2 separate regions of the Homo sapiens genome follow, and region 1 is linked to region 2. The links are chromatin loops, found by intact Hi-C in ENCODE. Cell type or tissue: B cell. All regions are shown on one strand. Links, peaks and the distances in the headings refer to the core of each region. The heading gives the core; the rest is flanking DNA. Region 1 overlaps LINC01340 (long intergenic non-protein coding RNA 1340). Region 2 overlaps CAST (calpastatin).

Region 1 (16,109 bases), core at 3,402-11,401, 780 kb before region 2:
CTGGGTGAAGCCAGCTGGGCTCCTGAGTCTGGTGGGGACGTGGAGAACCTTTATCTCTAGCTAGGGGATTGTAAATACACCAGTCAGCACTCTGTATCTAGCTCAAGGTTTGTAAACACACCAATCAGCATCCTGTGTCTAGCTCAGGGTTTGTGAATGCACCAATCGACACTCTGTATCTAGCTACTGTGGTGGGGACTTGGAGAACCTTTGTGTCCACACTCTGTATCTAGCTAATCTAGTGGGGATGTGGAGAACCTTTGTGTCTAGCTCAGGGATTGTAAGCACCAATCAGCGCCCTGTCAAAACAGACCACCGGGCTCTCTGTAAAATGGACCAATCAGCAGGATGTAGGTGGGGCCAGATAAGAGAATAAGTGCAGGCTGCTGGAGCCAGCAGTGGCAACCCGCTGGGGTCCTCTTCCACAGTGTGGAAGCTTTGTTCTTTTGCTCTTCGCAATCAATCTTGCTGCTGCTCACTCTTTGGGTCCACACTGCCTTTATGAGCTGCAACACTCACGGCGAAGCTCTGCAGCTTCACTCATGAAGCCAACGAGACCACGAACCCACCGGGAGGAATGAACAACTCCAGACGCGCTGCCTTAAGAGCTGTAACACTCACCGCGAAGGTCCGCAGCTTCACTCCTGAGCCAGCGAGACCACGACCCCACCAGAAGGAAGAAACTCCGAACACATTGGAACATCAGAAGAAACAAACTCCAGACACGCTGCCTTTAAGAACTGTAGCACTCACCACGAGGGTCCGTGGCTTCATTCTTGAAGTCAGTGAGACCAAGAACCGACCAATTCCGGACACACTTCCCCCAAAAATTATTATTTAATTGTTCTGGGGTAGAGCCTGAATGGAGCTTGAGTTTGGGTATTTTTTAAAGTTTCTAGGTAGGTAAGAATATGTAGCAATTAGAATTTGAGTGTAGATTGGTATGATCGCTTTGGAAAATAAGTAGCCGTGCACACCAAACTGAACATACACATATATCATGGTCCAATGATTCTATTCCTGAGTATACGCCCCACAAAATATTTACATATATTCACCAAAATATTTATAAAGTAATATTGATGGCAGCCCTGTTTGCAGTAGTCCCAAACTGCAGTCAACACATGTCCATTAACAGTAGAATAGGTAAATAAATGGTGGCATATTCATAAATTAGGTAGTGGACAACAATGAGAATGTTTTCCAGGAATGAACTATTGATATTTGCAGAATTTCACAAACATTGTTTTGGGCAGAAAAGGAAAAAGGCCTGACACAGAAGAACATAATACTCTATTATTCCATGTATATAAATTTCAAAAATAAGCAAAAATAATTTATAGTATTTAGTCAGGACAACAGTTACTTCTGTGGGGAAGATAATGACGAGGAAAAATATGGGGGCTTCTGTGGCTAGAAATGTTCTATTTCTCAATCTGATGGTAGTTACAGGGGCATATTTACCTCGTGAAAATTATTAAGTTGGTGCAAAAGAAATTGTGGTTTTTAATAATTGATATGGTTTGGCTGTGTCCCCACCCAAATCTCATCCTGAATTGTAGCTCCCATAATTCCCATGTGTTGTGGGAGGCACCCACAAGGTAACCGAATCACGGAGCCAGGTCTTTCCTGTGCTATTCTCATGATAGTGAATAAATCTCATGAGATCTGATGGTTTTATAAAGAGGAGCTCCCCTGTATATGCTCTCTCTTGCCTGCCGGCATGCAAGATGTGACTTCGCTCCTCCTTTGCCTTCTACCATGGCTGTGAGGCCTCTCCAGCCATGTGGAACTGTGAGTCCATTAAACCTCTTTCCTTTATAAATTACCCAGTCTTGGGTATATTGTTATTAGCAGTGTGAGAACAGACTAATACAATGATTGAGCCGTACACTCATGGTGTGTACCTGTTGTATTTCAATAACCAGTTAATACCCACATTTCTTACACAATTTTAATATGCAACCAGGGTTGAGAATCAGACTAGATATCTGTAATGTCCCTTATAGGATGGAACATCTGTGTTTGACTTTTCTCAGACCTTAGTCCCTGTTAAGGTTGAGTAAGGACACTAATGCCCTTCATGGTCTTTGTGCTTTATCAATACCTCCTCTTTTTCTTCTCTTTTCACAAGTTCACCTTCAACATGAAAGGGTTCCTTTATTTTCTTGTACTACATGTTGTTTAATTGGGGGGTCAAAAAGTCACTGATTGAATTATACACAAACTATTTGATCATGGAAACAAACATATCTTTTATATCCAAGTGTTTATTTTTTCATTCATCTATTACATGTTTTACAGATAATCAATGAAGAGAGGAAAGGAGGTCTTAGGGCAATAACCAGGTGCCACTAGATGTGCTGGCTTGTGCGAGCACACAGTCATGAGACAGCAGAGTGAGGACGCTCCAGCACTTCATACGTGCTGGGGACTGCTTGTCTCTCTGCACCGTAAGCAGTCAAATGCTCTACCACTGAACTCTAACCCCAGTCTCTGCACCTTGTGGCCACAGGTAACATGCAGTCTATTTACTCTCTGATAGAAAAGAGCATGTTGAAGAACTCTCTTCTCAAAACCAGCAAAAACACCTAACAGAATGTAGGGCTGAGTGTATCAACAAAGACAATGCTCTGTGGCTTTGAACACTCAGTCTAAATGTGCAAATCAGGAAATGGCTGCATCACACCCTGTCAGCCCTCCATGCCTTAGACAATAGAGTCTAAGTGATGCCTGTGAATAAGGTCGTGAACACAAAGCCTCCAACAGTGCAGATGGCGCTCAAGACTGAAGAGTAACCAACTGAACTGCTTGTACTCCTTCAAGAGACCCAATTCTACAGCCTCATTGAGATTCACAGACTGAGGAGCAGTTTGGAGCAATTCATGACCACAGTGAAAGTTTTATGTGTTTTCTGTAAGGTATTTTTTGTTATATAGATTCATAGGCATGGAAATAAGAAAGAAGGCTTGTGGGTGATTAAATTTTTACACTTTACTCTGTGTAGTAGCAGAGACTATATCTACACTTCAAGGAAAAGGAAATAATTGCCTCAAAGTCAGTTGTGTTTAGAGACCACTCCTTCCAGGGGAAAGGAAAACCATTTTTCTATATCCAAGTTGCTAAGATTGAACTGAGAGTGTAAGGAGTGTGATAAGAATCTTTAGAAACACCACTCTTTAAATCAACCAGGCTGAAATCCCAAAACATAATAAGATTTCTTGGAGAAGCTGTGTGAAAAGTTTGTAAATTTTGCATACCTTTCCAATAAAATGAGGTTCCTTATCTCCTGAGTTTCAATTTTTATAATAAAAATGCACACAGATTAAAGGTAAGCTCTTTCTCTCTCTCCCTCTCTCTGTCTGAAAACATGTATATTAAAACGCAAATATAAGAAGTCTCAAAAAAAATTACTACAAAATGATTTTTTAAAATTCTCAATGTGGCTCAATTTTTAAAATTAAAATTAGGACCTTAATAATTGACTAAACATTATATAGAAATTATTAATTTGCAGTGGAGATCAGTATTAGGGAACATCCATTCCGCTGATTGAAATTATTTTTTATATTCAAATTTAATGAGTATCAGTGAACCATGTTGCTATTTTTTGTGGTTATTTACTGAACACCTACTGTTTATAAAAGACTGCCCTTGGACAATGAGAGTTAGAAAGAAATACAGGCAAGGCTCTTGCCTTCAAAGCACTTAGAAGCTCTAATGGGTAAGATAGCAAAGGAGTAACATGATACATGTAATGAATACTATAACAGGTCAGATTCAGAGGGACTCTAAGCTTAGGCAGTTAGGGACAGATTTCTCAACTGGACTTAAAGGGTGGACAACTCAAGTAATTGAAGCATCTTCCAGAGAGAGGGAACAGCATGAATAATGCCATAAAATAATGCACTCCAAAATGTGGTGCATAAGCAATCTGCAGCACAATCACCTTAAGAAAATGAAATCGCAGCCGGTTCAATGGCTCATGCCTATTATTCCCAACAATTTGCGAGGCCAAAGCAGGAGTACTGCTTGAGAACAGGAGTTCAAGAGCAGCCTGAACAACATAGGGAAACCCTGTCTCAACAAAAAATAAAAATAAAAATAAAAAATTAGCCAGGCATGGTGGCATGTGACTGTAGTCCCAGCTACTGAGGAGGCTGAGGTGGGAGGATCACTTGAACCTGAGAGGTCAAAGCAGCTGTGAGCCCTGATCACCCCAATGCACTCTATCCTGGGCAACAGAGTGAGACCCTATCTCAAAAAATATAAATAAATAAATAAATAAATAAAGAGAGAGAGAGAAACAAAATGAAAATAAAATCTCTGTTACCTACACTCCCACTTGAAGGTTCACATTCAGCAAGTCTGTTCTAGACCCCCCCAAAAAATCCGTATTTTTTATATAATAATGTATTATATATGTAATATAAAATATATATATATATTAACAGCACATCAAGCATTCACTGGCATAAAAACTAGAAAGCAAATATTATATTCAAATTAGACTAAAAAGTAAGGGAGGCCTGAGAAGGAGTTCTGAAAAGGGTGATTGGAAATAGAGTGTGTACTTCCTTGAGTATCAAAATAATGACTGTGGACTTTTTCTATAAGCAATAGAAACCCAAAGAAGTCTTTTGTGCAGAAGAGTAACAAGCTTAAAGTCATGTTTTTTGACTCAGCAATGATGTGAAGAACAGAGTAGAGTGGGCAGAGCGAGAGAGGCACAGGAAAGTAAAATGGCTCCTCCAATTGTTCAAACAGGAGGGGATAAGTTCAGATGTGGATGGAAGGTGAGGGAAGAAAGAAAAGTAAATCCCTGTTGGGAAAATGAAACCAGATTGTGATGTTCATAATCGGAAATAGAAAATTCTCAGTCTACTCCATTACCATGTTCAGAGAAAGACATAGGCAAGGCCACTGTCTGACCACAAAATGCTAAATTTACCTTTCTCTGATTCATATCATCTTTCTCTGAGTGTTTCCTGGAGTTTTTGTTTGTTTGTTTGTTTTATCAATAACTCCAGCATTTTTTAATTCTCTCACCTTTTAGATAAAAATTATTGACCTTCAATCACTGAATGTCCCTGATTCAAAAAATAGCCTTCACTTCCCTAAGCCTTCCTCAAAATCATCCATACAAACTCAAACCCAGTTAGAAGACCATCCCAAATTACCTCACTGAAACACTTGTGAGATTTTCCTAAAGTATGTTCTTTGCCACAGCAAGTTAAATAATTCTAGTTTTATTGACAACAGGTGTGTTCCTTCTGCTCTTTGGTTAGTTGGGTTCAATACGAAAAGAATGTCAACAAGGACAAATTACTAATACTGAGTAGTTGGTTGACTTAAGACAGATTAGAAATGACTTTAAAGTTTGAAGCCCAAGTGAATATAAAGTAACACTAATAGAAAAGAGATATCAGAAGTATGAGCCCATTTGCAACTTGAAGGGACATTTGAAATTGAATTTGAAAATTGAATGCAAAATTTGAAGGTACAACATGACATTCAAGAGAAAATGTCACGTGGGTAACATGTGTACAGGCCCCCAGGAATGGAGGAGATATCAAAGAGAGGTGGAGGTAAAGACTCATGCACAAAGGTGATTACTGGAATCTTGAAAATAAGGAGACCCTAGAGGAAAAAGAATGTAGAATTTAAAAGGTGGCCAAGTGGGCAGTAGGACATAGGGATCTGGAAGTTGTTCCTCTAATGAGCCTCAGATGTTGCCAACTACCTTCAACCTGTACAACACCCTGCTTTTCACCCATCCCGCTATGGCATTCAAAGATCCCTATTAAAGAATCCTCAGTGGTTTCTGACCAAATGACTTCTTTGCACGGCATCATGAGATAGATCAACAAGTCATCATCAAGATTAAAAGCCCCTATGTGCTTTGAGAGAGATCTAGCTTGCCTATTCTGCTGTGTTCTCAGGGCCAAATATAGTATGTTACATAGACACTCAAGAAATATGTGCTCAACTAGTGAAGAAGAGGAACAATAAAGCCCAGAGATGTTGGTCCACAAAATGCTGGGCAGTTAATCTCCTTATCATTTTTCTAGCTCTGCGAGCAATAGATAGAGTTCCTAGTGACGGGAAGAGAAAAAAAGATTATTTCAAAAATTTTACAATTGAGTATGATAGAAACCTAAAACAAACCAGGTACACTGAATATGAGGGAGCATCACCTTTCAAAGTATGCACCTCAGATAAACAGACCTAGATTTGACCCAGTTCTACTACTTAATACCTCACTTCATTTCTTTGAGCCTTCATTTCCTCAACAGTGAGTTGGAAAAGTAATGCCTACTTCATAGGATTGCCAAGAGTGTTAAAAGCTCTTGACACATGGTGTATGATTAATAAACAGTGGGAAAAACACAGCAACAACAAAACTATGAGATACCACCTCAAACTTATTAGGTGTATTAAAATAAAAACAGAAAATAAGTGTTAAAGAAATCAAAACTCCTGTGCACTGTTGATGCCAATGTAAGATGGTGTAGCTGCTGTGGAAAACAGTACGGCAGTCCTCCCAAAAATAAACATAGAATTATCTGTGGTTAGGACTTCTCACGAAGACAGAGAGTAGATTGGTGGTTACTAGAAAACCAGAAAGGTGGGAAAGGCAGAGGGTCAGATAAAGAGAGATTGATTAATGGGAACCAATATACAGTTAGAAGATACAGTTAGAAGAAATAAGACCTAGTATTTGAGACATGAGTAGGGTGACTCGTTAACATTAATTAACATTAATCTATTGTACCTTTCAAAACAGCTGGAAGAGAATAACTCAAATGTTCCCACCACAGACATAAATATTTAAGGTGATTATTATCTCGATTACCCTGATTTGATCTTTATACATTATATTAATGTATCAAATTATGACATGTACCATGAAAATATGTATATTCATTGTGTATCAGTAAAAAAAGTTTTTAAAAAATAGAATTACCAGATGATCCAGCAATTCCACTTCTGGGTCTATAGTAAAAAGAATTGAAAGCAGAGTGTCCAGAGCTATTTGTACATCCATGTTTACAGCAATATTATTCACAATAACCAAAATGTGAGAGCAACGTGAGTCCATCAACAGATGAATAGATTAGCAAAATATGGTATTCTGCATACAATGGAATACCATTCAGCCTTTAAAAGAAAGTAAATTATGACACATGCTACAGTATGGATGAATGTTGAAGACATTAAGCTAAGTGAAATAAGCTGGTCACAAAAGGATAAACACCATGTGATCCACTTACATGCAGTTCCTAGCATAGTCAGTTTCATAAAGACAGAAAGTAAAATGGAAGTTGCCAGGGCCTGGGGGAGATGGACAGTTACTACTGGATTATAGTTTTACTTTAGCAAAATGAAATGAGTTATGGAGATTGATTGCACAACAATGTGACTGTACACTTCTGAGCTGTACACTTAAAAATGGTTAACCACAATTTAAACAAACATAGCAATAGCAGCAATAACACATGATGAGAAAAAAGAATCAGTTGTGTCCACCAGAGGTCACCCTCACTCAGGGCCCAATAACAAGTCTTTTCAGAGCAGTGCCCTAAAGCTATGGTTCTGTTCAGTGCTGCCCTCAAGGAGGGCAAGATTGAATAAAGAGAGTGACCAAGTAACAAGGGAGGCACTTAAGTTACTTTAGAAAAGGCTGTTTTTCTCAGAATTATTCCCCACAGAAAAGGGGCACCTGGTTTAGACATCAAAAACCTTGTTTAGAAAACAGAAAGACCAAGGAGCTGAGATTTTTATGTTAATGCAGTGAGAAAGACGGGTGGGTGTTACAAAAAGAACATGACAAGAAAAGCTAAACTTCTGGAGAAAGAGTGTAAAGCTAGAGAGTTTTATGGAAGAGAAATGAATGGAAGAGAACACATGGAACAATGTTCCATGGAAGAGAAATGGAAACACATGGAAGAGAAATGAATGAGCTGAAAAGCGAGCCACATTTCTACATGAGGGCAAGAGTGGGTCATTACTGGGCCAGGGGGCAAGTTCTACACGACAGGGAGTGGCATCTGGGTTCTGTAGGCTGGCCTGAGCCATCAGGCTCCATCGTTCCCAGTTGTTATGGGAACTGTGTAGCTGCCTACTAGTTTCTCAGACCTATTTTAATACACAGAGGCAAAAGATCAGCACATTTTGGTGATTAGGAGGTCAGTGTCAGGCTTGGAGAGAATATTTTCAAAATGTTTGTGGAATTTGAAGTTATATTAACTACAAGAGATCAAAAAGTGAGAGTGAAATGAATAATGGAGGGAACAGATAGTGATCTTTTTTTTAAGAAAGCTGTTCTGAAAAAGAGAGAAATAAGATATTAGTCTTAGAGGTCAGCAGGAACAAGCATGAGAGATAGCAATGTTTTCTTTTCTTCTGTAGCAGGCCAATTAAGGTCCCTAATCCCCAAGACAGTCACACCCTGGGCCTCAGAATATGTGAATATCTTACCTTGCATAGCAAAAGGGACTTTGCAGATGTGATTAGGCTTCAGGAACTTGAGATGGAGAGATAATCCAGGTGAACCCAGTCTAATCATATGAAATCCTTAAAAGTGGGTAACTTTTTCTGGCTAGGTCACAGGTGCCACACTGCCAGATCTGAAGATGAAGGAGGGGGCCATGAACCATGGAAGGTAGGTGGTCACTAGATGTTGGAAAAGCAAGAAAACAGATTCTACCCCAGAGCCTCCAGAAGGAACCAACCCTGCCACCACCGTAACTCCAGCCCATGGAAACCAGTGTCAGACATCTGACCAATACTGTACAATAATGAATTTGTGGTGTGTTACATTTATGGTAATTTGTTACAGATGCAATAGCAAATGAAGACACTTGCTTACAAGAAAGCTTTTTAAATAACAAAAGTACAATGTAGAAGAGTACAAAATTATGTATTACAGTATTAACTAAAGCATTAAATGGGAGGTTACTAAACACACATCCCATATGTCAAAGTGCTACAGATATACCAGTTAGTCTAGCCATGAGAAGACTAAACAACTATTATCAGTATGTTTCTTTAAATGGGAATTTATGAGTCTTTTTTTTTTTTTGAGACAGCCTCGCTCTTGTCACCCAGGCTGGAATGCAATGCTCACTGCAACCTCTGCCTCCTGGGTTCAAGCGATTCTCCTGCTCAACCTCCTGAGTAGCTAGGATTACAGGCACCTGTCACCATGCCCGGCTAATTTTTGTATTTTTAGTAGAGATGGAGTTTAGCCATGATTGCTAGGCTGGTCTCAAACTACTGACCTCAGGCGATCTGCCCACCTCAGCCTCCCAAAGTGCTGGGATTACAGGCATGAGCCACCGCACCTAGCCATGAGTATTAAATAAAACTAACATAACAAAGAAGAGAAAAAGAAGCATACTTGAGGAAAAATTATTGCTTCTAAATCAGAAGCATCTATCATTTATTCAACACATATCTATTGAATACTTCCTCTGTGATCTGCTCTATAGTAGGCTGTGGTGATAGGACAAAGAAAACAAGATGGACAAACTCCTTTTTCTCCAAGAGCTCACATTCTAACGTTAGACTAAAACAATAAAGCAATAAGCATATAAAAATATGTCACATGACAAGTGCCTGATAGAAAAATACAATGGAATTTGGGGATATCAGGTGACTGAAGGAAATGCTAATATCAAGGATGGCAAGGGAAAGACTTTCTAAAAAGCTGGCCTAAGAGATGCTACCTGAATATAGTAGAGGAGTAAGTATATGCATATCTGGGGACACATGTTCCAGGCAGAGGAGATAGTAAGTGAAAAGGCCCTGGGGTGTGTGCACATTTGGCAAGCTGAAGGCTGAATGAGCAGTGCCCTGTGTGTAGCCAAATGAGAAGAGGAAAAGTGCTAGGAAATTAGCTCAGAAAGGAACAAATATATGTATGGGGAGACAGATAACATAGAACCTTATATGCCAATTTTAAGACTTTTGCTTTTACTTTAAGACATGAAGCCACAGGAAATAGAGTTCTGAACAGAGCTGTGATATAATTCAAGTTAAACATTACAAGAACTACTCTGAGTGCTATGTTGAAACTAATCAGGGGAGGAAGTGGCAAACATACAACAATTTCAGTTTGAACTGGAAATGATGGAGACTTGGATTACAATAGCAACCCCGAAAGAGGTGATTGGGAGCAAAATTAGATGTAGTCTACAGAAGAGATATGGAGTCAAGAGTGACTCCAAGATTTGGGGCGTGAACAACTGGAAAATTGACTTGCCACCATGGGGAGATCACACAAGATGACATGGCTGTCTACCATTTGCCTCTAGAGAAACCTTCCAAATCACCTCGCCCCACTCCAGACACATTAACCACATTCTCCTACTGCCCCATCTCTTGGCTCTGCCTCTGTGGTTGCTCCAGCCTGCTCCTGCCTCCAGCCTTTTCCATTAGCTGTGCTCCACAACTTCAAAGGTGCAGTCAAGAACTCTTGGAATTGCCTTCATTTTGCTTGAGGATTGGAAGAGAAGGAGAAATAACAGTTTTCTCTTTGCAAATTCCTCTCTAAGTATTCCATCTTAGTAAATCAAAAATGAATCTCTGGGTGTTGTTAATGGTGATGAATGGGTCTCTGAAACACTCAGATCCTGAAGGGTGTATAGGCTGTGTCTAGTTCCTCCATTAAAATCGTGAGGATACGTATCCATATCATTCTCAGCTTTGAAGCTGTAGCCAAAATATAGATGCAACAGAAAAAGTCTCTTTTATATTCATCATGCTAAATATATATGATATCATGCAGTCAACAAAATAACAATTATAAATAATAAAAATGTGAATTATCTCCTTGTATACAAGTGAGAAATTAAAAATTAGGCCATTTACAAAAGAAATATTAATATACAAATATGTAATAACTATAATAAAATCAAAGATATTAAATCAAACTATATTAAAAATAAAAATTTTAAATATCAATATTAATAAAAATAAACATTAAAGATATCATCTGCCTAGTAAATTGAATATGATTAAGGGAATTACCCATTACTATTATATGCAACAAGGATTAGCAGGAAGTCTGTTAATTGGTATGAATTTATGGATTCTAAAAATGTATTTTTTAAAAAATCAGTAAAAAATGGCAAAATATTTGTATAGACTAATTGCATAATTACATGTAAAAGTAAAATTTGGAAGCAATATGAAAGTCAATATTATATGATAGATTAAATCAATTATAGAATACCACTATGTATTTATTAAAAATAATGCTTGTATATACATTTGAAAGACGGGGCAGATAAATGATAGATATCCACACTATATTGCTAAGTATCAAAAAGCATATCACAAAATAATAAAGATAATGTGATCACATACATGTTATACATAGATTACAGAATTCACATAAATGTATGTGCATTTATATCATCAATAGCATCAGTAGCTTTTATTTTCTTTATTTTCTAAATTTTTCTATGTGTGTAAATTTTGTTGATAAAAAAACAGCAATAAAAGTCATACCTATGTTTTCGGAATGTTGACTTCAGAAAATGTTTATGACATAATGCTGAAAAAGGAGAATACAAAATTACACACAAAAAATGATTGCAGATGAGTAGAAAAGAAAATTTAGAGAAGAATAAAAGCTGTAAGAAAATACATAGAAATATTCACAATGGTGATCTCCAGGTAATTTTTTTCTTTATATTTTATGAATGCCCCATATCAAGCATATATTATCTTCATCCTCAAAAATGTTATTCTAAGACATGTTTTTGCTTGTATTGTTTTATTTGTCTCCCTAGCTGGATTGCTTTGTAAGCTTAAGGCTTGGAAGAGAACTGATTTTTATTGCTCATTCCCCTTCTTCACATCCCACATTGCTTTATTTTGAAGAAGCTCGCAGCTGATTGATTTCCCACTTCATCTTTGTCTTTGCACCAAGCCCACATTCTTACCTTCAATCTACCCCTTGTTGCTATTTTATTTCTGTCTCCTCTATTTCACTCTGGGATGATTGTTCTGAAATACGATTCATTGTTCTGAAATATGACCATTAATCACCCCAGAGAAAAAACTGTGCAGACAGACATAGGAAAATCTGGACTTTTATAATGCAATGTCTAATATCAATGTCCCCAGTGCGATTTCGATGTGAAAAGGATATAATCTAACAAAAGAAATAAAGATGAAGTCTCTGACATCCTGAGGAAAAAAAAAACAGGAGCCATTACTATTAAGTCCTAGCAGGAGGGAGATACAGCTCTGAGTCACCAAACTAGATTATGTCCTCAAGGAAATCTGTAAAATTAAGACTATCAAAGCTGACCCAGCTGGTTAATTAGCACACTGTACAGCAGATTAATTTTATAGTTTGATTTTTATATTCTAACCTACAGTCTAATAAGTTAAGCCAATTACATTACCAAGGACTTGATAAGTTCTCTTTCTCATATGAGCCCACCACCAGTCACTAAATTTGCCTATACTTTATATACTATCAGGGTGATTTTTGTTAGATACCTGATTTCACAGACCTCCGTGCTAAAGCATCAGCAAGCAGTGAAATGCTTCCAGAACAGCTAACACACAAAATGTTACGCGTAGATCCCAACTAGTGCCAGCTGAAGGAAATGATTCATTTATTAAGGCTGTAATTACAGGCTATGAAACAGCTGGTTAGGGGCTCGTTCTCCCAGCTTGAGCTACTTTCTAACATCTGTTAGTATGAGCACAGTAAGGCACTGACTTATTCTTTTAAGTGTCCTCTCCCAGATAGAAAAAAATATTATGTTTCAGAGGGAGGACTTAGGGTGTTCAGTCAGAACAATAAACAAGAGATCAAATGTTGGGGAGCCAGGATGACCAATACAGGAACTTGAAAAGGGATATATGCTGAAGATTGTGTGACATCTTTTTTTAACTAAACAAAAGCCCATGTCATGCATGCCACCCTAGAATAGGCTTTATTGTCTAAGAGTTCCAAGATGATGATGCTGATGTTAATGATAATGCTGCTGCTGATGATGCCCTTTAATTGCTTTAGCTTTCCATGCCCATTTTATTACAGAACCGGGATTAGTATTTTGCTTTATGTAATTCATATTCTCTCTCTCTCTTTTTTCTTTTTTTTACCAGAAGAGAGTGCTTTAATCTCATTGGTGAATTTAGGAAGAACAAACAGCACAACTCACCTCCTCTGCTTTTCTTCTTGGGAGTTGGGTTTTAGCTGGAGGAGAGTAGAAGACCCCTCTCATGTTAGGATAACTTCCACAATTTAGTCTTTGTCATTTAAAGCAATGCTATTTTGGCAGGCATCTGCTACTCTTTTCTATTTCTGAATCTAGTCTGAGCTCAGGGTAGGATCAGGGCAGGATTCAGTGGACCCTCTTGAAGACCCAAGCACACTGTAAGCACTTAATATATTTTAGCAAATGCCATTCCTTCCTGTCAACTGCTACAGGAATTTGTTTTTGCATTTTTTCCCTTAAAGCATTGAACCATTCTCTAGTTCCACTAGTTTTGTCTTGTCTAACTCTCTACTAGATTATAACCCATAGGAAAAAGGCTGAATCTTCTATTTTCTCTCTTGTTTTAAATAACTCCCTGAACATAATACTTAGTACTGCATGAATAAAAGATGGCACGTAAGTATTGTATATGCACCATAAAGTACCATCATTGTGAATTCGATTGGATTAAAAATTAAAACAATTTAATGAAAATTCACCTCATATCAGGATTTTACGTATTAACATTTTCTTTGAAGAATGCTTTGTGATGTAAGTGGCCCTTTCTTACGCGGGTAGGTTTGTTTGTTTGTTTTTGTTTTTGTTTTTTTTTTTGAGATGGAGTCTTGCTCTGTCGCCCAGGCTGGAATGCAGTGGCGCCATCTCGGCTCACTGCAAGCTCCGCCTCCCGGGTTCAGGCCACTCTCCTGCCTCAGCCTCCAGAGTGGCTGGGGCTACAAACACACACCGCCACGCCCGGCTAATTTTTTGTATTTTTAATAGAGACAGGGTTTCACTGTGTTAGCTAGGATGGTCTCCATCTCCTGACTTCGTGATCCACCCGCCTAGGCCTCCCAAAGTGCTGGGATTACAGGCGTGAGCTACTGCACCCGGACATTACCCAGGTAGTTTTAACCTAAAGGTTGATACAGGAGCTCTCCAAGCCAGTTATTTCTGTGGCTATATTTTTCACTGTACCATGTGTCCCAATCCCCAATAATGCAACATACGCGCGCACGCACACACACACACTGGCTTCAAGGCTTCAAAAACTGAAACATGCTAACATTATAAAAAAGATGCAATGATATCTAAAATAATATAAATATGACCTTTTGAACAAGAGTGATTATTGCCTTCACTCCTGAAGGACATAAGAAGGATTTTTCTTATGTTCTACTGAGAAAAACTAAAAATCAGGGGAAAAAAAAAACCCGTGTGTGTGTGTGTGTGTGTGTGTGTGTGTGTGTGTGTTGCATTATAAAATATGCTATAAGACATTAGGTGACATTATGCTTGGAGATGATTTTTATACAAAAGATATATATTATTAATAAGTACTACAAACTTGCAATCTTTATCTTAATAAAGATTTACTTGAAGAGGGTATATTGGTGACAGTGTGGTCAGTGGGAAGAGGACCCAGTCAGGAGTGAGAATACTAGATTTTAAGCCACCTTTTACACCAACGGGTGGCCTGATGTTGGACATTTGCATACATACCTTACCCTTACGAGTATCAACTTTCTCATCTGTAAAATTAATGAATTAGAATTGCACAGCTCTAATGGTGTACAGCTATTGTTTTAAAAATGTACAGTGAATGGGCTGTTCAAGCTAACAGTGGCCTTTTTAAAAATACACATCTACAAATAATGATCTGTATTAAATGGCATGGTTTAGAATAGAGTAAGACACGGAAACCAAATCCCAGCTCTATCACTTCTTACCTGCATGATGTTGAGCAACTTATTTAAGCTCTTTGTCAGTTTCCTTATCAATAAAATGTGGATAGTAAATAGTATCTGCTATAAGAACAAAATAAGATAATACTAGTAAATTTCCTAAAATGGTGACCGTCAGGTAGTAAAAAAAATAACAAAGTTATTTTTATTAGCTTCTGAAGCACAAAACTGTCTCTATCCCAAAAAATATTTGTGGAAAGACTATTTGTGGGCCAAGATCATATAAAGAAAAAGTAATCACACGTTTTCTGACGATCTCCTCCAAATAGCTTTAAGAAAAAGATTCAATATTCCATCTAAGAGCTGCCTGTCTGTACCATAAATATTCATTCTCATGTTTCTAAAACAGAATTATAATTTGGTTTACTCTTGGTGATTTAGAAAACGTATGATTAATTTTATTGTTTGGTCATTCTTTGTTAACCTTATAGTTGGGTGACATCCCATTGCCACAAATACTTTCCCTCACATTTCCAGGGTGTAACCTTTAAGAAGAAATTTAATACATAAAATTCCCCACTCCTGACATTAATCACATTGTAGGAGGTACAATGATAGGAATTAACCAGATGTAGATAGCATTATTAGGACAATTAGTAATAATTACTAATGTTATACAAATGGAGGAATCTTACTGTTACTTAAGGAGATATATCATGAGAGTGACTCAGAGTAAATTTTAAGGATTGGATTTTGATCTGAATAAATGATTGTGACCATGCTTAAGCAACGATATTTTGAATTTTGAGACTTCTCTTCCTGATTATTGCGTGAGAAATGAGTAGTTGATCTTAAAGGCTTGAATTATGTTGCACAGTGAATTACCTCATCTTTTAGGGTCAATAAACCACTTCAAGCTTTAGAACTAGGTTCCTCTTTCAAGCCATGAATATAATGAGATGACACAGCAAATTGCCTAAGGAAGAAGATAACACTAAGAAAACTGAATGTCAATACCATTAGCATTTGTTAGGGACAAAAGAAGGTACCTTAGTGACTTTGAAGGTATCCAATAAACACATTCTTATACATTCTGACCTTCCATGAGCTGTATTCTGGAGGACAAAGGAGTTAAAGGAAAAGTATAAAGATCAGAGATTTGGGAGAGTATGATATTATTTAAACACACTTTAGAAAA
Region 2 (16,109 bases), core at 5,649-13,648:
CTGTTGATGAAAAACCAGAAAAAAGTCCAGAACTCTTTGGTGACTCCAACTATGGATAGCTTATTTTGAAAAAGGAGAATTGCAAATTTTACCAAAAGATGGAGAAAAGCACATTAAAAAGATACCAACATTCAGAAATTCATTTCAGCATGTTATTATTGGAAATTATTTAAACTAATTTAGATAACTATAAGATACTTATTGTCCATTTATACCCTGTAAAGCCGTTTTAGAATGTAATATTTTAGGTAATCCAAAATGTACTAAATTAAATTCATTTTTAGTTATGAGAAATCTTTGCTTATATGACAAATGAAAAGAATAACAAGTTGTCAAATGAAAAGAATGACATTGAAACATTTGTATTGTCTCTTCTTAAACTATCTTATTGACTTATTATTTAAGCCTTTTAATACTAAGTATGAAACAACCTATGGTCTGGAAATTTGTATCGCAAAGCTATATGTGCATATGTTATTTAATTCATCTAATGCTACACAAAAGCATAAAATAATGATTTTTCACTCTCTTTAAAAATACTAAATCATTTATGTCCATTTCTCAATTTTTTCATTGATCTATGCTTTGAGTTTGCTTTCTCAACATTATTGTATTTTCCACTTATTATTACTGTATAACATATGCTAGTGTTTAGTTGGATTAATCTTACCTAAAAGTACTGAAAAATGCTTTTTAGTACTTTTTCATATTTTATACATTTATTTTCCGAATGTATCATTGAATAATTTTATTGAGTTATAAAAGTATCTTATTGCTATTTAATAAAAAATTAACACATAAAATGACTTGAATTGTCATCATTCTTTTTAAGATATTTAGTTAAACTGACTTAATGTATGGCCTTCAATTTTTTTGTGTCCTTATTTTTCTGATCATTTCTCCTTTTATAGTTTACATTAAGTCTGATCTCATATTAATTACATTTTCTCATCTGTTGTTACTAATAAACATGGCATAATGTTACTTACAAATGTATTATCTACAAGTAGTGCTATCCACAAATATATTCAAATGTTCCCTTTTAATGTTTGTCATTTTTTTCATGTGTTGTTAATGATTCTTCCATGTGATAATAAGCAGAAATGACAATAAACTTTTCATAGTTTCTGCTTTTAAGGAAAATGCCTCCAGCATGATATTGAATATTTGATTCTGAAAACTAAAGACTCTTTAACAGATTAGGGGATTGCCTACTTTTTAAAAAGTTTTTATTTATAATATGAGTATATGTAAAATTTTAAATAGATCTTTTACATGGACATGATTATTTGTTTCTATTTGATATACCACTACAATATATTGACAGTTTTCCTGCTACTGAATCAATACTTATAATGGCAAATAATTTAACTGTTTGTTATATTCTATGTATGCTGTATGTAATTTTTACATCTACACATTTAAGTAACTTTAGCTGATACCGTTATATTTGTCAGATTTTAAGATTAGCACCATAATTACTCATAGAAGCAACTATGTGACCCCATCTTTTTCATGACATATTTATGCCACATAAGAACTGAGTGTTCAACAGTTAGAGTCATCTTTAAACCTTCAGTAGAAGGACAGTTTGAAAATCATTGCAATATTTTCTTCAGTCTTTTTTTAGGTTTTGTGAATTACGCAGTTTAATATTTTTGTTTAATCTTAGAAAATTGTTGTACATAGTGTTTCCTAATAATTTATTTGTGCTCTGTACTGATTATTGTATTTTCTCACATTTATGTTAAATTTTATTAGTAAGATTATTTTCTCTATTTATCAGTTTTGTAAAATGTTAAAAATTCATAAAAGCCAACTGACTATTGGCTTTAAACTACCAATAATTTAGTTGATCTCTATATTATTATATTACTCTGTTAAAATTTAATTGTATTTTTTGTAAGGTTTTTTTTCCTCTTTTATATTTGCTAGTATTTTATAAAGTATTTGTTATTTCAAAAGAAACAACTATTGGCCAGTTAACTTTCATGCCGCTATTTTCATTTCCTGGTATGCTTATTGCTACTTTGTTTTTGGTGGCTACCTTATTAAAACTTTTAGAAATTTCAGTTTAAAATTCAATAAGCATTTAGTTTATCAGGTTTCTCTTTTTCTCTTTCTCTACTATTGATAAAGGTGTTTATGACAATGTATCACAGGAATACTGCTTTGACTGCTTCTCAAAGACTTTTTCTTGTAATATCTTTGATGTTTTAAAATAGTCTATTATCAATGTGATCTCAGTATTATTAGGGGAATAGTTTTAAGTGTTTCTTTTTATATAGCATTTCTGTTCTATTATATCAAAGAGCATGGTACGTACAGGAGCTACTCTTTTACAGATGAACACTAATTATGAGCCATATGTGATACTTCTCCCCCAAATTTCTTGAAACTTTCCACTAAATAACTATTTTGATTATTTGGTTCTCATGATGATTAGTTATTTCTACTTTATTAACTATATTGTTGGCACTAATGTTTCCTTTGCTAATTTTCTAAGAGTAAGATTTTTTTTAAAGGTTGTTTCATCTCACCATTTCACTGCTACATATCTTTGAAGGGGGCATATAAATCCATTGTTACTTTTTCCAAATCTTTGAATTTCTAAAAGAAAAAACAACCCTAACAATTGTAATAATAATAATGATAGGAGGAGGAAGGGAATTGAGATCTTGTTCCCCACTATTTGTTCATCTGTTCTGCCTCAGTGTAATGCTATGACTCCACATTCCTGGCGTACTCCTCACATTGTATTCTTCCCCATGTCTTATGGTTTCTAAATCAAGGCTGGAGTGCTTTGCTGTGATGTGGTCTGTATGGAAGACGATGAGAGGAAGGTCACGGGATGAGGTGACTGAGCAGCACGGTGCTTTTACAGGGGTACAGAGAATAACATGCTCTGGTTAGTAAGCTCTTCTTTGAGGGGCTTTATTGCTTCATTCAGCAAAAGTAACAACTTCAGGCAATTCCAAAGAATCATTATTTCTTCTAGTTGTCATTCTGTCTATTCTCCAACTGATATAAATATATTTTCCATGCCACTGTCATAGAAACTGTTAATCCCTTTCCAACTGACTGCTAATAATACATTCAGTGGTTTAAAAACTGAGTTCCCAGTAAACAGATAAACCAGACCCCACAAGAAAAGGTTCTGCAGTTATTAAGTTTGGGAACTCTAACAGACTCACTATATATTTGCATATAAAAAGCCATGAAAATCCTACAGTAGAGAAACCTGCTTAACATTACCCAATATTGTCCAAACTTTTCGAGTAACAGAGTTCCCTTTGAGGGACTCTATATTCCACATGGAGCTAAGTTCCCTTAGGAGGCAATTTGGGAAATGATAAATTGTAGAAATATCAATAGGTAAAGTTGTCTGAGGAGTAATTTTGGATAAGCTTACATTTAAATTCTCTTTTCATAGGGGTACTGGTACTTGATATTAGTTACACTAATAAAAGCATCCACTATGTTGGGACAGTATTTCATGGTGCAACACATTTTTAATGGCTACAGTGGGTTGAGGGCCATTAATTTTATGATTGTTCCTGAGTTCCCAAGTCAGATTCTAAGTCACCAGTTTCCATTTATTTCTGCCACTCTAAAACTAAAGAAATAGGCCAGGCGCGGTGGCTCATGCCTGTAATCCAAGCACTTTCAGAGGCCGAGGTGGGCGGATCATGAGGTTAGGAGACTGACACCAGCCTGGCCAGCATGGTGAAAGCCCGTCTCTACTAAAAATACAAAAATTAGCTGGGTGTGGTGGTGCACCCCTGTAGTCCCAGCTACTCAGGAGGCTGGGGCAGGAGAATCGCTTGAATCTGGAAGGTGGAGGTTGCGGTGACTGAAGATGGCACCACTGTACTCCCGCCTGGATGACAGAGCAAGACTCCATCTCAAAGGAAAAAAAAAAAAAAAACTAAAGAAATAAAACCAAGAGTTTTGGACTTACAAGAGATGAAGCATTTTGTGGACCAGAGAAGTCCTCAGACAAAGCATCCAGAAGGAAGTCTTCACTCATGGGCTGCAAGAACCAGGAAATGTATCAACAAACACCATTGCAATCAGGGCCAAAAGGAAAAGATATCCTCAGAGAAAACTGGTTTGCTTACTGGAAGCTGTTCCTTAGACTCTTTTGGCAGGAGTGGCTTTCCATCTTTATCCTATCCGGGGGGGAAAACACATGGCATGAAATCATTTTACATTTTATCCAAAGTATGAAACCTTGTAAACATTACAAAGGGTCTACAGGTTATACTTGCTGTTGTACATTTTAAATTAGATCCATCATGTCACGAAGGATTCTCTCACCAGAGAATATGCTCTAATTAGTTCATGGCAACAAACAGCTCACAAGCACCAGGCATTCCTGAGTCACGGGGGCTGCACACTGGATGAGGTATGGCTTGTGACCTCAGAAGCCTAGAGACTATCACAGCAGGAAAACGTGAAAGTCAGCATAGTGTGGTATGTGGTGCTGTGACTGGGGTTTGCAGGACAGTGTGGGATAAGCCCTTTACCTACATGGGGGTGGGCTTTGTAGAGGTTGTCTGGAAAATGCTGGTTAACCTTGTAAGCCACACATCTAACTCATATGCAAGGACTACATGCCAAGCCCTGACCTAAGTAAGCATTGGCAATACAACAGAAAATCGCACAAAGGCCTTGCCCTCAGGGAGTTTAACCTGTCAGTGAAACGCTCTGCAACTTATGGTTCAGATTAGGTCAAGCTGTTTATGACTCCAAGTGCCACATTTGAGTAACACGACAAAATGAAGAAAGCATGCGGGGCTCTTTAGTAAAAGGAGATCTATATACTAATAGTAAATCCCATTTATCCACCTACACAAAAATAAGTAAATACAAAGATATACATATATATGAATATTTCACCTGAGAAACTGGTTAAGGTTGGTTTTTGTTTCATTGAAAATGTGAAGTGCAATGGTTTAGAGGTACAAGTTGAGTATCCCTAATCTGAAAATCTGAAAACAATTTAAATGCTCCAAAATTTGAAACTTTTTGAGTGCTGACCTGACAACTCAAAGGAAATGCTCACGGGGGCATTTTGGATTTTCAGACTAGGGCTGCTCAACAGATACGAGGCAAATATTCCAAAATCCAGAAAAGTCTGAAATCTGAAACAGTTCTGGTCCCCAGGCATGTCAGATGAGGGATATTCAACTTGGATCACCTGTTTCCCTCATGACTGACTTTTGCCTTCTGACCATTCTTCAGGTACAGGGGAAAGCTGAACCTGGGCTTGTTCTCCACCATCTCTTAGCTGTAAAGGCAGAAAATTTCCTAAGTGATGCCTGGGACTCTGGGAGCACTTTTGCTCCCTACTCAAACTGAAATCGATTTTCCATCACTGCGTCATTCTGCGTCTGGAAGGGGAGGTTGTGGCCTGCCCTCGGGGAGCCAAATCTCACTGAGGAGACCTGATGGGAACATAGCTGGTGAATACCAACATAGGATTTAAATGAGATGAAGCTAGTGCCTGAAAATGTTATTAATAGGTAACTAATAACGTGTGAGGTAAGTCAGAGGAGGATGAAATGACTACAGAATAAAGTGATCAGGGACTGTGAATCAACTGCTTCCTTAAACACTACTACTAAATTCAGTAAAGGGAGAGAGCAAATCACCAACCAATCACCTATCATGAAGAGAGTTTACCTGCACTTGACCAGCCTCTACTGAATGGGCACTCAGTGGAGACAGAACATGTGGCCCTTAGCATGCTCTCTAGGAACTTTGCAAAGCAATGTACAAATGAGCCCAAATTAATAGAAACGCTATGGCTGCAACTGAATTGTAAAACTCAGGAAGCAAATATAAAGGTTTCCAGAATAATAAACTTTCAATCACGGATAGTTCAGTCTAGTTCCCGTGTCTGCTAAATAAATGGGCTAGTGCACATGGATGAGTGAGAAGCATGAATTTGATTTTCTAGAATTGTTAATGAAGTTTAGTTGAATACTCTTTCAAATCCTGGCCTGCTACAAAGATGACTGACATTGTTCAACTGTCCACGAATCCGCCTCATTTAAGTGACTGCACTTAAACCACAGGACTCATAATGGGGTCTTCCCCCTTGTTGTGTACAATCTGTACTTTCAAAATAGAAGAAATGGGGCAACTTAACACTATACTCAATGTTAAATAGGTTCTCTTATTTTTCCAACTTATATCTGAAAGTTGCAAATTTTTCTTATATAAAGTAATTGTTCCTTATTTTATTTTTTTTCATTTTTTACTTCTTTTTGAGTTAGGGTCTCGCTCTGTCACCCTGGCTGGAGTGCAGTGGTACGATCATGGCTCACTGCAGCCTCTACCTCCTGGGCTCAAGTGATCCTCCCACTTCAGCCTCGCAAGTACCTGGGACTACAGGCACATGCCACCATGCCTAATTTTTTTGATTTTTTTGTAGAGACAGGGTCTCATTATGTTGCCCAGGCTAGTCTTGAACTCCTGGGCTCAAGAGATGCTCCTGCCTTGGCCTTCTAAACTTCTGGGATTATAGGCATGAGCCACCATGCCCGGCCTATTCCTCATTTTAGTTCTCCTATCTACACAAGGTTTTTTAATATTTCTGGTATTGTAACAAGCTGTGGGTTAGAAAGGAAAACATTAGGTAGCTTAGACATTAGATTTCTTTCACTTGAGGATCAAGTCTACTTAGGAATATTTTAGCTTTGTATCTGGTGTTCTAACACTATTAGTAGTAGACTAATACTATTTGGTGTTTGAAATATGAAGAAACAAGATCTTTATATTCCAGTTCTGTTCCCAAGTACCTTTGTTCTGTGTATGAATTCAGTATGAATTAAAATAAAATAGAAAAAGACTCCAGCCTGTTTACCTTGACCTCTTCTAATCTATAATCAGGAGGAATTGTTTCTTCTTTTTCACCAAGCTTTTCACGGTCTTCTTCTTTGGCCTTCTCCTGAGAAAAATTATACCATTTTCATTGTTAGCATGTTTTTTTCTCTCCATAAAATTCATGCCTGAGTGACTAGATTTGAGGTAAACAAATCTATCATTAGGTTAGGAAGTACATATGACCGTATGCTTAGTGCTCCTACAGCAACTTCATCTGGCAGACTCAGGCACCAGCAGAAAGCCTGCTGGGATGCAAGACAGCTGTGAGGAGCAGCAGGCAGCTGCCCCTTCCTTCCCAAGTCCCAGCAATGTCAATGCAGGTGGGCAAAGATGAGACTCAGAGGCCTCCGGTCTGTGCATGTCGACCATCCACTGTGGGGGTTCAACACTGCAGCTTATTCAGGTTTAGCTTATTAAACAGGATATGCACAATAATAGAAAAAGCCAGCTGGTCATGTTTTACAGGAAATATAAAAAACAAAACAAATGACTAACTTATTTGCAGGGGGAGAAGGTGATCAATGATATTTATTTTCCAGAAGCATCTCAGTTGCCATTACCTTGACTTTATCCATCACAGGTTTTCCATCTTCTGGATCTGCTTCCTTTTTCCCCAGGCTATCAGCCAAGGCTTCTACAGCATCATCTGGCACTGTGCCCTTCTGAAAGTGCATTAGTGGATATATTAAGTAGGTGGTTAATCACTCCCTTTAAAACATATGCTATCAATTCAGAAAGGCATATCATTATTTCAGATAAAAGGCACACGCTATCTTTTAATAACTCGAGTTATCAACTGAATTAGAATCTATGTTTAAAAAACAAAACGTTTAACATTCGAGCAAATTTCTTATATTAAACATTGTGTGCAAATTATATGTTGATAATGTGAAACTTACGAGACCTGACCCAGAGTTGGTTTAGAAATAAGAAAGACAATGGACTGAGGTGTATCACAGATAAGTTGCATACCAGGAAAAAAGAAAGACGTGGTCTTTATGGAGATCATTCCATAGACGGCACAGGAAAGATTTTCAGAGAGCCCACAAGAGGCCATTCCTCTCCATTTCCTGTGGGACAGCCTGGCTTGTCTCAGAAGAGGAGGCTCGGAAGCCTGTTTTCTCCACAGGGCTTCTACTGACCAAAGGAGTTTCAGGGCTGGTTCTGATGACTCTGCCTGTGACCAACTAACCTGAATGGCACAGTGAGAACTGTCTACCTGTGGTCCGATTGTTCAAAATGAAATGTACTCCCCCAAATGTAATGAACTCTGGCCATGCTGGTATTTAAAATCACACTGGTGAACACAGAGGACGAATGGTGTCAAGGGAAAATAAAGGGAATCGTCTGTACATTAGTAGGTCATAAGAATCAACTTAATGGTTCATGGCCAGGACTTTTCTTTTTTAATGAAGAGAACAGGACCAGGCACAGTGGCTCACACCTGTAATCCATCACAGCATTTTGGGAGGCCAAGGCAGGAAGATTGTTTGAGCTCAGGAGTTTGAGACCAGCCGGGGCAACACAGTGAGATCCCATCTTTACAAAAAGTTTTTAAAAATTAGCCAGGCATGATGGTGCATGCCTGTAGTCCCATCTCCTCAAGAGGCTGAGGTGGGAGGATTGCTTGACCTCAGGAGGTTGAGGTTGCAGTGAGCCGAGATCATGCCATTGCAGTCCAACCTGGATGACAGAACGAGACTCTGCCTCAAAAAAAAAAAAATGTAAGAGTGTGTGTGTGTGTGTGTGTGTGTGTGTGTATAAAATGCATCATACATAGAAGGGATAAATACTATTCTTTAAACTGTTGCTTCCAGTGTATGGGGATGGGGTTGCAATATCAATGAATTTCCCACTGTTGGTCTTGGTCAAACAAAAATGTAAAAGGCCTTGGGTCAAACAATCTCAGAGTTTAATCTTATTATTAAAATCTCTGACCTCACAATGAGCACCTATTAAAATTTTAGAGTAAAACTGTATTTCTGTTTTATATTTTAGCCATGATTTCAAGTAAGAAAAGCTGTTTTTCTGATAAACTGCACTGCAAAAGGAAAGATCACCAAAGAAAAGTGATTTAGCACCACCTAGTGGCTGAATACTGCATGGGTTTTATTCCCAAGAGCTACCAAAAAAAAAAAAAAAAAAAAAAAAAAAAAAAATCCCTGAGGTTATCCCTGAGGTTTCTAACCTGTTTGGGATTATACCTAAATTAAGTATTAAGTATTAAGAGTTGCAACACTCTAATCAAGGATATCAAGAGTTGCACTGGTACCCAAGTCTTATGCAAGCAATGTGAGTTGCTACATGATTTAAGACACCTGCTCACACTACAATTCTGTTTTCTCATACTCTATGCTACAGAATCTTTGGAAACCACTGCTTCCCCAAACCTGTGCCCTTTGCCAACCTCTTGCTTAAGAAATTACTGAAACAGTTAAAGAAAACCTAGGAGAAGAAGCAGACTTAAGAACAAAGGAATCTGGAAACAGGAGTAAGGACTAAAACTTCTATTTCTGTAGTATTTGATATTATCAAATTCACAACTACAACTCAGGTCTCTGGGTTTCCTTAATAAATTTTCTTTTATACACACAAGAACCACCTAGGGAACGCATTCATCTCCTTCCTCTGGTCTGTCTTCCTTTACTCTCTAATCTTCATGCCTTTCTTGAGTCCTCTGACCTTTATTACACTCTACAGCTATTCTTTCTGGCGTTCGAGGGTGTCACAATCCCAGAAATGCCAACTGCCTCAGTGACAGTAACCTGGGCAACCATGGCCAGAGTTGGTGGGGTTAAGGCCCTGGAAAGGAGGACGGGGAAAGGGAAAACAAGAGCTTTTTGTTTTGTTCTGGTTTGTCTGCTTTCTAACAATCCAATGCTCAGCTCTACAGTCAGGGTAAAGTTGAAAAGGAATTGAGCCCTCTAAAGCCCGGGCAGTCACACTTGGCAGATGAGGCAGGTGGTGCAGGTGCAGGTTTTGGTTACAAGAGTTCTACTGGGGAATGCTGGCTATTGTTGTTTTGACTCCAATCACAGCCTCTTTGCCTGCTTTCTTCACCAGAGTCCTCCTAGAGTCCCTCCTCCTCTCCGGTTCTTTACCACTGTGGCCTAGCACACATGCTGTAAAAAGTACCTGAAGAGTACCCTGAAACCCCAAAAAACTGGGGAGGGCTCATATCCACACTAGTCTTGAAGACAGCTGAGAGCAGGGGCCATATCTTTCATCTCAACTGAGGCTCTGAAATATCAAGTGGATCAAGGTCAACTCAAAGCCTCATTTCCCTTATCTATTACAGGAAGATGATCAGGACAGACTTCATAGTGTCCTTGTGAAAATTTAATGAGAAGACATTGCAAAACATCTAGAGCAATGGCACAGCAGATGATGAAAGGTAGGTGTTCAGAGGGAAGATGTGCTAATTCTGTAGTAATGAAATACAATTGAAATATAATTCCATCAGATGTTATTCCCTGAGTCAAATTCAATCATTAACTAATGGAAAAAAAACACTAAAATCAAAAGGAAACAAAGATTCACCTTCTTAAATATCATACTTCATGTGAAAATTAGAAAGTGAGAGAGAAGCACGAAAAGAAGAAGGAAAGAGAAAGAAATTGAGTCAGTTTCACCTCCTGCAGTGGGAAGAGTGGGGAGGAATCATAATGATTTTACTGCATGTTATTCTACCAGGAAAGTCAGTAAAAAAGTAACTTTGGGCTTTCGGTGGAAATCCATATAGGCTTAAAAGATGCAGAGAAGTGAAAAGGCAGGATTATCCACAATAGCTGAGGAACTAGAATTTCAGAAGAGTAGAGAAAAATACAGTTGGGAGTAATTTAATTAAAAATTTAAATCTTAGTCTGAATTTCTACGACACCCCTGAAGCCCAAAGAAACAACAGATACTATAATGATATCAGATTTTATTTTTAATTTGTCAGGATAAGATAAAATGATGGTAATACACAGCAGAGAGTGACAGGAGGAGGCAGAAAACTTTCTCAAGCCACTGCTCAAATGCCCAGGGAGTCACTCACCAAGGTAGCCGGCTCAGGGGGTGCTGACTGTATACTACACATGGAGGTCCGACACACAGCCTCCGACACAGGAGCTGGAGCAGCGGCCTTAGATTCCTGAGGAAAGACACAAGTACTCTCAATAAGTTTAGAAATATTTGGTTAATAAGACTGAGTAATGGTAGACCAACAAGACACTCCGCTACATTATATGGTGTGAACATGATTCTCTTGAATACCTAAGGATTGCTAAATAGTAAATAAGTCAAAGCATGCTAAAACTCTTCAGCTGCCATTTTTTTCAACTTGGTTTTACTTCTCACCTTAGGCAGGTTACTGAAACTCGTGAAACTGAGTTTCCACATGTGTAAAATGAGAACAATGACAGTATCCACATCTGAAGGGTTGGTAAGAGGCCTATATAAGACAATGCAGGCAAAGTGCTATGCATAGTACCTGGGAACACAGTTAGCTCAATACATTTGAGCAATTATTGCTATTATTTCTATTATTTATTTGTCATTATGTATAACAAATATGCCTATTATGTAATATAGCATTATGTAAAATATTGTATTTATATAAACCTAAGAGCACTTTATATACAGCTATGTAGGAATGGAAGGTAGTAGTAATAAGCCACAAGTTTTGGAAGTGTAATCCCTGAACTAACAGCCTCAGCACCATAAGGGAACCTAGAAATGCGGATTCTTAGACCCCTGCCCCATGTACTAAGAAACTTTGGGGGTAGAGTCTAGCAGCCTGTGTTTAAAAAAAAACTCTCCAGATGATCCTGATGCATGCTAAAGTTTGAGAACCACTGTCCCATCTTATTTTATCACAAGAATAAAGTTTCAAGGCTGGGTGTGGTGGCTCATGCCTGTGATCCCAGCACTTTGGGAGGCCAAGGAGGGTGGATCACTGGAGTCCAGGAGTTTGAATCAGCCTGGGCAACATGGCCAAACCCCAGCTCTGCAGAAAATACAAAAATTAGCCAGGCATGGTGGCATGCACCTGTAGTCTCAGCTACTCAGGAGGCTGAGGCGAGAGAATTGCTTGGGCCTGGAAGATTGAGGCTGGAGTGAGCCAAGACTGTGCCACTACACTCCCAGCTGGGAGAGAGAGTGAGACCCTATCTCAAGAAAAAACAAAACAAAACAAACAAACAAAAAGAACAGAAGCAAACCTTTAAACAAATTGTTTTAAATCTAGACTTTTATGGAAGCCTATCCTATATGCAAGGTGCTCAGCAGATGGTCATTAATAGGATATGATCTCTTCGTTCAAGGAACTTACTACCCATTTAAACTTGGCATAAATGTTAGAGTTAAAGAGGGACTAAAACAGCTAAACTCTTCTTTGTAACAAAGGCTTTAATAGTGATATATAAAAAAAGAACTACAGATCCTCTGCCATGTTGTGTTCTGCTTAATAAAGGTTGGATGGATATAGCTTAGGGAGGGAAAAGCAGCAGATAAAGCCATATTTCAGCAGAGCCTTGAAAAGATGAGTAAGACTTTAGTTGATCTAGCATTAGAAAGAAAGGTCAATCAAGACAGAGGAACCAAGTGAGAAAAGCCAGGGATGCACACATACTTATTGTTCTGTTTACTGACACAGGGACACAGTTTGGTAGGAAAGAAAACTGGGTCAAGAATATGGTAATAGGAACTTTTTTTTGTAGGGATGGGAAACTCCTGGGGATAGAAGCAGAGGAATGACATAACTACAGACATGCTTGAGAAAGAATGAGTCCGGCGGACATGAAGGAGACTGCAGAAAGGCCACTGCAACCCAGAGGGGAGGGGTGGTGACAGTTCCAATCAGGTCAGTTACAGAAGCTGGGATAAGAAGGAAGGCATGGGTTCCAGAGCTTTCCGAAGGAGTCATTGCAGGACTTCAATTGCAAGAATATCAGGGTTAGGTTGGGGCAGAAAGCACATCCAAAAAGGAAGACAAAAATGACATGGAAAAAACGATGGCATATTGGGCTTTCTAACAGACTGCTTGATGCTAAAACAGTCTGTCTCACAATTTTTTTTTAAGATCACAAACCTCAAAACTAGAGATTTATATGTTTAGAAACATACTTCTGTCTTTTCAGTTGGCTTAGATGGTTTCTCTTTACATTCAGACCGGTCAAAATCTTCTGAAAGTTCATCAATGAGTTCTGATTCACTCCGAGGCTGTAATATAAGAAGTGCTGTATATTACAAGGGGACTCTTTTTTATTTTGTAAAAAAAAAGTTTTCATGGAGCAATTTTTTTCCTGATTAACACATATGAGGCCATACTTAACACCCAAAGCTAATTTATAAAGGGCATATTTTTTCATTTATCAACGTTAAGATAAAATTTTCATGAAACAATTAAGAAATACTAAACACCTCAGGACCAAAGTATTAATGGTTTATTTGGTCAAACATTCCCTTGATGTTTCAGTTTCAGAAGAATTTTGTTCAAATAAAATTGCCTGTTCTCTACAATGAAGATCTGTATAATTTTTTTAAATGTGATTATTATTTTCCTATTTCCTCATGACTTCTCTTCTGAATAAGTCAAAACACGGATGATATACTCCGTTTCTATGATTATGCAGGATTTTGGCAGCAAAGTTCTGCTACCCCTTGTTCTTTCAGGAGAGTGGTATTAGTTTAGGGCATGTGGAGATTGTCACTAACAACAGTAACATGATAGAAGGGCATGTGATTCAGACGCTGGGACTCAGACCAGACAGCCTGAGTTCTAAGTCCTGGGCTTGGCTTGCTATTTTATAGCCCCTTGACCTTGGGCTATTTACATAGGCCCTCTGTGTCTCAATTTCCTCACTGTAAAATGGGAATAATAACAGTACCGTCCTCATTCATTGAGGACTCACAAAGATAATATCCAAAAAGCATTTGGTGCAGTGCCAGGTGCATAGCAAGCGATTAATAAATGTTGCTGATTGTATGTGACAGGTTACTACCAACTTAAGGCAAAATAGAATCATTAGAGAATTTGATCAGGATGGAACTCTAAGTGCTAGCTTAATCTGACTTAAGGGCCCTCTTGACATCAGTTTCTAGTGTGCAATAAATTTTACCTAGAAATTTATAGTCTAGTAATGATTTATGAGGAAGATCATCTTTAAAATATATGGAAAGGAGCTACAGGTATCAGCCAAGTGTTACCATCAGAAGTTCCCCTTTCCTCTGTACTAGGTTAGCATGCAAGTCTGCACAGTGAATTCCAGACTGTCAAAATTATCTTAATTCATACTTTACATGTCTATTGTTCTTTAAGTATCAGAAAAAAATGTATTTCCTAACCTTGGGTTTTTCTTCAGGCTCTGGCAATAGTGGTTTTCCATCTTTATCCTGTAAATGAAATTAAAATTCATTGGAAATGAAATAGAAAATTTTGCTTTCATGTCCCATCAAGTTTGTTTCTGGGAATTCCAGGATATGAAATGTCAGCTAATTTTTTTCTTAGATTTACATGAGTTTGTGTTTCAGATTTACTTTTTATAAAGTATAAAAAAAGGAGTTGAGCTATAAAAATCGAGATGTTACCAAGCAGAATGCACATTTACTTTAAGTTATTAAAAATGTTTTTAATCTGTTGGGTAGAGTAATAGGAAAAAAAAGTTCTTTGGCAATAAAGATGTAGCTATGTTAATCGAAGCTTTTAAAAAACCCCAATTCTCCAACCTAGAGTGAAGAGGTGGATATCATTCCTATAACACTGTTTAGTTTTTTTGGATATGAGGTTTCATAACTTAGAATTGTAACTATATTCCAACATGTGTTTATATGCATGATTTCAAAAGTAAATGACAAATGTAATGACAGGAGTTAGTCTACCATCCTCACCATAATCAAAAACAACAGCAACAAAACCACCTTCACTTAGGATACTGGTAAACCCTCGTGCATTCATATCTACCCCTCAGAAGACCTATGGTGCTTTTATCCATATAGCAGTTAGAAAAGAAATTATCCCCAAATTGTTCCTTCTGAGTTTTGGGATCTATTGTAAGAACTGTTAATAAACGAAACATTTAAATCTGTGGGAATTTAAATGAACACATGGTCACTACTTAGGAAGCCAGGCAGGGACAAACCATCCCTCAAGGGGTCTAACTGTAGGGAGCAGAGAAAAAAAGGTTCAGGGTTTTCAGAGTTAATATCTGAATGGGGGACAGACATGTCCTTTGACAATGTCAAGGGTACAGATACAACAAAACAAGATGCAAAGGCAAGATGCTGTTGTCATGCACTGTGGCTAAAAATTTACCGTGGCTGGTTTTAATCTGTACTCAGATGGGATTGTTTCATCATCCTCACCACACTTCTCTAGTTTTTCTTCTTTAGCTTTTGCCTGATGAAAATGGAGGGGAAAAAAAAAGTAGTTGGATAATGCACATAATGAGATGATATCACTTCCTCTGTGTACTTCTCGAGTGTTATAGAGAAGACCAAATCTGGTAAAAGCATCTGGAAGAGCCTTGTAAACTACAAAGCACAAGACGATGGTGGGCAGCTGTGAGAAAGGGAGCAGTGGGTGACTGAGCAAAAGTAGCCCAGCCAGGGATCCTGGGCAACTGCCCTGTTCTGCTCCCAGCTGCTGTGACCTTGGGAAGCCACTTAGCCTTTATTTGGTCCAGTTTCTTCAGCTGTAAAATGTGGCTACTAATAACCCTTATCTAGCTCACTGACTTGTGAAGATCACCAGAGAAAAGTAAATAAAAGATCCTTTGAAGACAGTAAGCACAGTGCAGCAGTTAGTTGCAATTATTTTAATGGCCTTCATCTGTCTTACTCAACGAGGCAGCTGTCTAAGGAAGGGAGAGGAAACACGACTAATTTTCACATTAAACCCAGTTCAGATATGGGAGAAGCGGCCCATCACAAATCTTGGCTGATCCATGGATAACTTGTTTTACCTCTTTTAAAAGGACTCTCTTCAATAATGCCAGGACTTCTCTAGCTTACTGAACCATGAACAACTAGCTGCATTACAAATAAAAGCATAGTTCTATAGTAGATCACTGACTGCTAGGACACAACACTTGCAATTTAACCTGCTGGTGGGTAGTGTGAAGTTCCATAATATGTAAGAATTTGTACCTATATAAAGGTGTGGATTTAATTTACTAACCAAGGTAGGAGGTTCACTTGGCATATTCCAACCCAACCCACGGCCCCCATCTGCA

What was found. Peaks named below come from ENCODE experiments on the same cell type or tissue, not always from the same donor. Only the 100,000 strongest peaks of a DNase experiment are listed, where the experiment ranks them.
Region 1: it touches region 2 in a loop (12-fold over the local background); 2 of 110 quality-filtered maps call a loop at or near these places.

The regions. Positions count from the first base shown.
Region 1 is chr5:97,525,709-97,541,817 of GRCh38, reverse strand. All of the region lies in intron 2 of LINC01340 (long intergenic non-protein coding RNA 1340), which reads right to left. Among named protein-coding and RNA genes, the nearest start is that of LINC01340, 29 kb to the right of the region's middle. In B cell, for the core only: CTCF peaks have their summits at 7,207 and 7,502 (motif pointing right); no DNase peak of the experiment used is centred there.
Region 2 is chr5:96,745,507-96,761,615 of GRCh38, reverse strand. It overlaps CAST (calpastatin), which reads right to left. Exons shown (of 32, transcript NM_001750.7): 17 at 15,191-15,274; 18 at 14,224-14,271; 19 at 13,003-13,098; 20 at 10,934-11,029; 21 at 7,455-7,556; 22 at 6,875-6,958; 23 at 4,122-4,172; 24 at 3,962-4,033. It also overlaps a transcript of ERAP1 not described here. Among named protein-coding and RNA genes, the nearest start is that of ERAP1, 54 kb to the left of the region's middle. In B cell, for the core only: a CTCF peak has its summit at 8,973 (motif pointing left); a DNase peak (open chromatin) is centred at 8,975; H3K27ac peaks cover 334 bases.